Regions from separate parts of the Mus musculus genome. Here region 1 is linked to region 2. Evidence: chromatin contacts called from ENCODE Hi-C or POLR2A ChIA-PET data. All regions are on one chromosome and are shown on one strand. The core of a region is the stretch at or near the end of the contact, and the rest is flanking DNA. Distances in the headings are between cores, read along the strand shown.

Evidence for each region. Hi-C counts contacts between places; a loop is a spot of excess contacts on that map. ChIA-PET counts read pairs that join two places held with the same protein, here RNA polymerase II (POLR2A).
Region 1: POLR2A ChIA-PET joins it to region 2 with 22 read pairs in embryonic stem cell. The contact joins the promoter of Zfp647 here to the promoter of Zfp7 in region 2. A Hi-C loop is called at or near these places in 1 of 37 maps with a recorded cell type or tissue (Patski). POLR2A ChIA-PET finds 5 or more read pairs at or near these places in 4 of 5 experiments (Patski and embryonic stem cell).

Annotation. Positions count from the first base shown.
Region 1 is chr15:76,922,566-76,927,125 of GRCm38, forward strand. It overlaps Zfp647 (zinc finger protein 647), which reads right to left and starts at 2,883. Exons shown (of 5, transcript NM_172817.3): 1 at 2,811-2,883.
Region 2 is chr15:76,877,512-76,882,387 of GRCm38, forward strand. It overlaps Zfp7 (zinc finger protein 7), which reads left to right and starts at 1,742. Exons shown (of 5, transcript NM_145916.3): 1 at 1,742-1,842; 2 at 3,228-3,271; 3 at 3,601-3,727. The coding sequence starts at 3,269.

The DNA of each region.
Region 1 (4,560 bases), core at 1,633-4,132, 46 kb after region 2:
GCCCACAGTATACTCAGGCAGTTCTCTATCTGCCGTGTTCCTGTGCACTTTGTGGTATACTAAACAAATCTATTTTTGTTTTAAAGACTGGGTGAGGGCTGGCGAGATGGCTCAGTGGTTAAGAGCGCCGACTGCTCTTCCGAAGGTCCCAAGTTCAAATCCCAGCAACCACATGGTGGCTCACAACCATCTGTAATGAAATCTGATGCCCTCTTCTGGAGTGTCTGAAGACAGCTACAGTGTACTTACATATAATAAATAAATAAATCTTAAAAAAAAAAAAAAAGACTGGGTGAGTTCACCAAACAAAACTCCACATCCACACCTCAAGTCCAACCAAATTAACCAACCAAATTAACCAACCAATAAGAAACCTAATGTATGCTGGGCAGTAGTGGCACACGCCTTTAACCCCAGCACTTGGGAAGCAGAAACAGGTGAATCTCTGTGAGTTTGACACCAGACATCTATCTCTACAGAGATAGATGTCTTCCAGGCTAGCCAAGGCTACACAGAGAAACCCTGTCTCAAAAAGCTAGCAACCAACCACACAACTGAACAAAAAACCCTTATGCACATCAAAACCACCTGAAACTCCCAAAATAGGGGCAGAGACAATGGCTGTCCTTCTAGAGACTCTGGGTTCAATTCCCAGCACCTACATGGAGGCTCACAGCCATCTGTCACTCCAGTTCCAGGATATCTGACGCCCTCTGCTGGTCTCCTCAGGAACTGTACACATGTGGTACATAGACATGCACACAAGCAAAACATCTGTACACACAAAATAAAATAGACACATCTGAGAACCACAAGATTCCTCCCCAAATAGGCCCGAGCACAGGGAAGAATTTAGTGTAAGACACCGGTGCGTTTTCAAGTAAGCAAAAAGATAAAGTATCCAACAGATACTGTTAGTGGGGACGATTGAGGGGGAGAGGAGAGAAGCTGGATTCTAATTTCATCCCTTATCTACATAAATTCCATATAGAATCAGTACTCTACAAGTACCAGACAAAATCGGATTATTTAGAAAAATAATCTTGAAGTAAGGAAGCCCCTTAAAACACAGCAAGAAGCCAAAATACTGTAATGGGAAATATTTTGCCCATAAAACAAAACCAATACCAAGATCCTTCTAGTTGTAAAATAAGTAAATAAAATCAAAGAAGACACTTTCTCAATGGAGTAAAAAACAGACAAACAAACAAGAAAGCAAAAAAAAAAAAAAAAAAAAAACCCATAGGGAAGTGTGTTTTTAACATACAGAAAAAGAATACAAGCTGGTGGTCAATCTGACCAGGAATGCAAACAGCTAAAAGACAAACGCAGAGGTGGAAATTGAAACATCTGTATGGCAAGAAAGCCCCAGGGACTGGTCACCTATATGGTGGTAAGGTGGCTTATTAGCTCTAACCTGTTAGTCCCATTCCACTTCTCTGTGTCCCCTACAAGGAAATCCCCAGTGTGCAAAATATCAGAACTAATGTCCACCCAGCTTTAAGTATCTCTATAGTGGAGCTCAGGGGAACCTTCCTTTTATGTTAGTGACAGGAATGTCCACACGCATTAGTAGGAGTGCCTGATTCCAATCATTCTAGAGAGCTCCACAGGAAACTGCTTCTAGTGTCACTATGCATTCACTATGTCAGGATGCTAGGCAGAGTAACATTTAAAAGAACTACTGTGGGCTGGGGAGATGGGCCAGTGGGCATGACATCCAATGTCCTTCTCTGGCCTTAGAGAATACAGCTGTGCCCATACTTCATCGCCCACATACAAGGGAGCTATTATTGTATACAATTTTCCTGTGTGTGCGTGCGTACCTACACATCAGCAAGCACATAGAGGCCAGCAGACAACCTTAGGTGTTATTCCTTAGAAACCTTTCACCATTGGGGGGGGGGGGGGCGGGGGCGGGGAAATACGGTCTCTTACTGGCCTGGAACTCACCAAGTAAGCTACTAAGCGGCAGAGATGGGGATGGCAGCACTCATCAGCACATCCAGATTCAGGTGTCTAACTGAGCCATACATGTGGAGGCTGGAGGGATGGCTCAGCGGTTAAGAGCACACGTTTTTTTCCCCCGTCTAGGACCCACACTTGATTCCCAGCACCCACATGGCGGCTCACAGCCAATTCCAGGGAACCCGATGCCCTCTTCTGGCCTCCGTTGGCACCAGGCATGCACATGATATACAGTACAGATACACACGCAGGCAAAGCACATAAATACATATAAAAAAATTAAACAAGAAAATGCCACGTTAGAGAAGTTGTCATCCATTAAAAGGGGCCTTTGCAAAGTAACAAGAGAGCAACAGCAGAAAAATAAAACAAATCCAAGAAGAAGCTGGGCTAATGGGGAGCAGAGCGGAGCACCTTCAGTTTGACAAGAAATGTCCTTCGCTGCTGAGGATGCATGGGACTTAAAATGCTGTATGGTGGCCCTGACTGTAGTCCGGGTTATGGGAGAGGATCGTGCGAACCCAGGACTTCCAGGGCAGTCTGGGACGCGGTTATTTCACCAGACAAAACCTCATCCACTGCCCAAGCCAAACCAAATTAACCAACCAGTAGGAAACCGTATGCACATCAGAACCGTCTGAACTCCGGACCGGGCTAGCGGGAGCCACCGCGAAGGGTCCCGGGGAGGGGCCTGGAGGGTTCGAGGGACCGGAGGGTGCAGCCTGGGTCAGCAGCCCGGCCGCAGCCATCCATCGGGGGGAAGGGCTGGCATACGCGAGGGCGCGGAGCTTTGGGTGCGGATGAAGGAGAGGGTCCCGCGCAGCCGACAGAGCGCCACTCACCATCTGCCGCAACCTCTCGCCCTGTGGCGGCAGCTTCGGCTCCCTAAGACAAAGGGGCCGTCCCGCCCCGTCTGCGCAGTCGTCAATCTCAGGGGACCCCGCCCCTAGGTCCCCACCCCCAACCCCCACCCCAAGTCCCGGACCGGGACGCGGGAGGATCGGATGGCCGTCCGCCTCCAGCTCTTCTTGCAGGACTTGATGCCCTGCGCCCCGGGGCCACCGAGAGCGTAGGCCTCCGCTGTGCCTAGAGAGACCGCGTGCTGACCCGGACCGCGCCTGCTCTTTGAGGCTGTAGCGGAAGCGGCGGCCGCAGTCCCTACAAATCCGAGTGCCTCCCGGCCTCGCCCCCTCCCTGCCGCCCCTCTTCTCCCGAGGGCCTTCGGTCACTTCCGCCAAGATCTGTGCTTGCCCTCTAGCGATTTCCCTGGTGGCCAGGCAGCCTGGACCACTGGTCTCGAGACCCATCAGGCTGACTCGGGCTGCTTGGGTTTAGTTTACAGTGTAGTGTGTGTTCAACTTCTTAAGGGACGGCCAGTCTGTCTTGTGTCCTCATCAACACATTCCCTAGACTAGCAGTGTATGACAGTTCCAATTGTTGTTTGTATTTGCCCACACTTGGTGTAAGCAGGCTTTTAGAAATTTAGTTATTCGGGGCTGGAGAGAGGCTCAGCGGTTAAGAGCATTAACTGCTCTTCTAGAGGTCCTGAGTTCAATTCCCAGCAACCTCATGGTGGCTCACAACCATCTGTAATGGGATCTGATGCCCTCTGCTGGTGTGTCTGAAGACAACTACAGTGTACTCACATACATGAAATAAATCTTTAAAAAAAATTGAGTTATTCCAGGGCTAGAGGAATGTACAACAGACTGGGTGTTTGACAAACGTGCACGAGGCTGAGTTTAATCACTCGTATCCATGTGAAAAGGCTGGGTGTAATAGTGCTTGCTTAGAACCCCAGCACAGGGGAGGCGGAACAAGGCCGAGCTGTGTAGGGCTCTCTGGCCAGCCAGTCTAGAGTCACTGGCAAGCTTCAGGTTCTGACCTGTTGAGAAGCCCTTTCAAAAGATAAAACAACAAAATACCGTGGTGCGCAGCTCCTCAGACTGACCCTTAGTGGCCCTGTATGCACACATATTCTCTGCTGGAAATTAAAGTCAGGGACTCTAGTATAAGCATATAGTATCTCAGTAGCACTCGATCCTACCCTCCGTTATGGCTTCAATTTTTATTTCTCTAATTGTAGTGGTTACGTGTCTTCTGTTACAAAATACTGGCAGAGGCAGAGGAGGCAGAGGCAGAGTCAGAGGGCCAATCTCTGTGAGTTTGGGGCCAGCCTGGTCTATAGAACAAATTCCAGGACAGCTGAGGCTACACACAAAGCATGGGGCTGGAGGAGGAAATGTCTGGGAGATAGGGAGCAAGAACAGCTCTTGTGGATCAGGGTGATGGAGCCTCCAGGTTTTTGTTCTTGGATTTTTAAAGTGTGTGTGCCCCAGAGGGGGCCAGGTTTTTTTGTTTTTGTTTTTTCGAGACAGGATTTCTCTGTATATCACTGGCTGTCCTGGAACTCACTTTGTAGACCAGGCTGACCTCGAACTCAGAAATCCACCTGCCTCTGCCTCCCAAGTGCCTGGCTGTTTTTTTTTTTTTTAAAGATTTATTATTTATTATATATAAGTACACTGTAGCTGTCTTCAGACACACCAGAAGAGAGTGTCAGATCTCGTAACCACTGAGCCATCTCACCAG
Region 2 (4,876 bases), core at 492-2,991:
GGGTTGAGGGACCGACTGAGTCTAGTCCGTGGTATCCCCCATCATCTCCTCTCTCCTCACATGACTCAGGGTCATGTCCACTCTGGACTCCCCCAGATGTTCCTGCCTCTGGCTGTGCTCTCTCCCTACAATAAGCTTTCTCCTCCACCATACCTGTACCTTAGGAGCAGACAGGTCCCTTTCTTTTTATTTCCTTTTTTTTTTTTCATTCACTTTGGACATAGTATAATGATCATGTGACTCCAAAAGCCTTCAGATGGGAGATTAAAAAAACTTAAATCAAGGGGCAGCACACATATACACAGACACATACGGCACACACATATACACATACACCACATACACACATACACAGACACACACACATACATGGCACACACATATACACATATATTATACACACATACACACATGGCACACACATATACACATATACCACACACATACACACATACACGGCACAGACACATACACATATACCACACACACACACACACACACACACAAATAGCACATACACAGCATAGACATTTACACATACATGCACAAACCACAAACATACACACACTCAAGGCACAGACACACACACACACACGCATGTGAATGTGCATACACACTCTCTCCTTTCTCATAGCTCCCTCTTTGCCACTTTCCAAGGACTATATCCTCTCCCCTCACACCCGCTCAGTAGTGCAGATACAATAGGCCCTCTATCCTCCTTGAAACATTTTCTTTATCACCAGTGACTCCATCCTTCACTTAGTTCTGCCAACCTCCCTCTCTCTATGCTAGTGTTTCCTTGTTACTAGAATCTAAAGGCCTAGGCTCTCTGACAGTTGAAGAACATGTTAGGGCAAGGAGAATTGACAGGAAAAAAATCAGGTTTATTCAGTAGCTGGCATTCTTTTTTTTTTTTTTTTTTCTTCGAGACAGGGTTTCTCTGTGTAGCCCTGGCTGTCCTGGAACTCACTCTGTAGACCAGGCTGGCCTCGAACTCAGAAATCCGCTTGCCTCTCCCTCCCAAGTGCTGGGATCAAAGGCATGTGCCACCACTGCCCGGCTAGTAGCTGGCATTCTTGAGAAGTTAAGATGTACTTTCTCCTCAAGACTCTTTTTTTTGTTTGTTTGTTTGTTTTTTCGAGACAGGGTTTCTCTGTGTAGCCCTGGCTGTCCTGGAATTCACTTTGTAGACCAGGCTGGCCTCAAACTCAGAAATCCTCCTGCCTCTGCCTCCCAGGTGCTGGGATTAAAGGCGTACGCCACCACCGCCCAGCTTTTTTTTTTTTTTTTTTTTTGGTTTCTTGAGACAGGGTTTCTCTGTGTAGCCCTGGCTGTCCTGGAACTCACTTTGTAGACCAGGCTGGCCTCGAACCCATAAATCCACCTGCCTCTGCCTCCTGAGTGCTGGGATTAAAGGTGTGCGCCACCACACCCGGCTTCTCCTCAAGACTCTTATCATTAAGGTTCAGGGACCCAAAGGGATTTTTGGTAAGGGAAAGCCTTTGGTAAAGCTTTTTGGGGTTGGTAGTGAGACTGTGGTTGGGTAGGCTCTTTCTCATCAGAAATGCATCCTCTGGCCCCGCCTCCTGGTCGTGCCTGGCCTTCGGTGACCTTCAGCCACACTTCCCGGCCCTGCCTCTCAGTCTCTAGCCCAGCCCTTTATGGGCCGTGACAACTTCTGGCCCCGCCCCCACCCCTGTAACCTGGCGGGGGGCGGAGTTAGAGAACAAACGGGGCGCGCTGGCCAGCGAGCGGAAGTCGCCCGGGTGGGGCACAGTGGGATAAGCTTGCAAAGCCCTTTCCGGTGGCTCTCTTGTTGGGATCCACCACGCGCCGGGGCAGGTGAGTAGGCGCAGTCGCTTTCCTTGTTTTTAGGGCAAGGGACACTTGGCTTTTACTCCCCAAAAGGATGGAAGGCGTGGGCGGCTCGGTGCTGTTGTGAATGCCTGGCCGAAGACGTGATCCCAGCGGAGTAGAATAGCCGAGCATCCCAGCTCTTCTAGCCTGCTCCCGGGCTCCAGTGTTGAACCTGAGCAAGGCTGCTTCCCTCCAGGCCTGGGGCTGGGTGCAACCTCCCTCATTCCTCGTGAGTAATCACTTTCTGGGACTATCTCTTCTCTCATTTCTGCACCTGAATGACCTGGAGTCGGTCACGCCTGCGGACTCAGAAGGCATCTCAGGATTTGCTCTTCTGTATCTGAGACCGCGATTTCCCATTGGTAGTCCAAATGCTGGGGTCTGAGAGGAGAATTCTTTTCTAGTGTTCACTGCTAATTGGCCAGTCTAGCCAGTGGCCAGATACCTGGGCCAAAAGCTACCTGGGAAAGTAGCTTCCTCTCTCCCATTTTGACCTGAAGGTGGGTGTTTGTGTGTGCAAGGAGGGGCCCAAGGGCTTTGGTTTAGCAGAAGGGGACTTCTCGAATCCTTTTTTGTCGTCATCCTTGTGACTTAGGGCAGCTGTAGCTCGTTCTGGAATTTAGGTACAGGTGAACAGGGATTGTTTTCCTTCTGAAGGCCTTTTTTTCTTTTTCCTGGACCTGACTGCTACTGCCTCCAGTTAACTCTTCCTTATCTTCTCTCCTTTGGCTCACACACTGGCTCACTTGGTCCCATTTTCAGATCCTGAAGTGCGTTTCCTACCTCAGCCACCAGCTTGGCCTAGGTCCCTGGGGGAAGGCATCCTTTAAACTTTACCAGCGTTTCTCATTTAAACACTTTACTAGTCCCCCCGTACTTCAGCACTGTTGTTGATGTGATCTTAGTTGTCCTTTCTACTAGATGTCCCATGAAGTCTCCCTCGTTGTTCAGTTGAATGTGTGGCCTATGGCAGCCATTTATTTATTTATTCATTCATTCATTCATTTATTTTTTGGTTTATCGAGACAGGATTTCTCTGAGTAGCATTAACTGTCCTGGAACTCATTCTGTAGATTAGGCTGGCTTCGAACTCAGAGACTAAAGGTGTGTTTTATACACACACACACACAACACACACACACACACACCTGCCGCAGCTGTACATCATGGCTCCAGCCCTTACTCCCACACAACACAGACAAGAAGGCTCAGGAGCTGATATTCAAATATCAGCCTTTGCCCAGTCTGGTGTGTCTGTGCGTCTGGCTTGGGTGGTAAAGAAGCAGTGGGGTACAGAGCCCCTCCAGTCACCCTGGGAACTGGGGAGCTTCCTCCCCTCTGACCTCTGATCTCGTTATGATTTCTCACAGGTGTCTGACTCAGGACAAGCGGATCCCACCCTCCAGATCTCATGGTAGGGAGCCTGGCTGCTGCCTGTATTCCCTCTCCACTCCTGTCAAGCCCCCACATCCTACCCTTTCCACTGGGCCTGATCGCATACCTAGCTTTGACCCTTACTGTGGCTCTGGCCAGGCTGGTCCCTGAGGGGGTGAATAAATGTCCGCCCAGACCAGAGTTTAGCTGTGTCTGTTCAGTGGGGAGGGGCATAAGGTCACTCCTTTGGATTAAGTCCCTTCTTTTCTCATAAGGTTTAAGAGCCAAAAGGATCCAGTCCTGCTGGAGGTATACCATACCTGTTTGAGGTATACCATATTATAGGGATGTTGGTGTGTGTCCTTACAGGAGGCGGTGACCTTTGGCGACGTGGCTGTGCACTTCTCTCGAGAGGAGTGGCAGTGTCTGGATTCTGGTCAGAGGGCCCTCTACAAGGAGGTGATGCTGGAGAACCACAGCAGCGTGGCAGGACTAGGTGAGGCTCCCCCCCCACCCCCCAGGTCTGCTCCAAACCCCGGGCACGTGTCAGAGACGGGGGTGGGTGGGGGGGTGGGGGGGTGGGTGTGTGTGTGTGTGTGTGTGGTGCTAACTGCTTGGGCCTTGGGGGCTAAACCTTGAATCTGAGTTTGCCAGGCTAGCTCCAGGCTTTACACACATCACCTAGGTGATAGAGCCCTAGGTAAGTGGACCTCTGGGAACCGGTCAGACCGGTTTCTCCCATGCTGTTAAATTATCAGGTGAGAACTGGAACCCATACTTGAAGTAATAGCTTAAACAAAACAACAACAACCAAGAAAGAAAGAAAGAAAGAGAGAGAGGGAGGGAGGGAGGGAGGGAGGGAGGGAGGGAGGGGAAGGAAGGAAGGAAGGAAGGAAGGAAGGAAGGAAGGAAAAGAAAGATCCTTGTTAGTGTGAGGAATCTCCAGGGAAACCTGTTCTGGAACCAGTGACACCTCTGTCAATGCTTTCAGTCTGCCTTGCCATCAGACTTGACTCCTGTTCTTGCTACCTTCCCTGCAGGCTGCTCTAGCGCAGGCAGCTTTGTATTTTGCTTCACCTTTGTGGTAGAATGGAATGTCTTACTTGCTGGCAGCTGTGCATCTCACCTGTTACTGAGTCGCCTTCAGAGTTGACCCCACATGATGGTGGTACCTACAACAGGAGAGAGTGTCCTGGGTTCTTGAGGATGCCTGGGCTAGTGGATCAGGAGAGGGGAGGTAGGGATGGGGTGTAGTTGGTTTACCGGGTACCTCTCTCAGCATTAGAGCAGGCCTGTAACCATTCATCCAATCCAGCCTGGCAAAATCCAGTTTTGTGAGGTTTTGTCAGTAGGGTGTAGTAAGAGCTGGAGGATATGCAGGTCAATGGTAGAGCCTCACATTTAAAGCTGTCAGTGCCTAGCACCACAGAGAGCAAAAAGGAAGCAAGAAGACAAACCAAACAGGCTAGGCATGGTGTGCACGCCTTTAATCCCTGCACTCCTGAGGCAGAGGCAGGCTGATTTCTGAGTTCCAGGACAGCCTGGTCTACAAAGTGAGTTCCAGGACAGCCAGGGCTACACAGAGAAACCCTGTCTCAAAAAACAAAAAAACAACAAAAAAAAAAACAACAACAAAAAAAGAAAA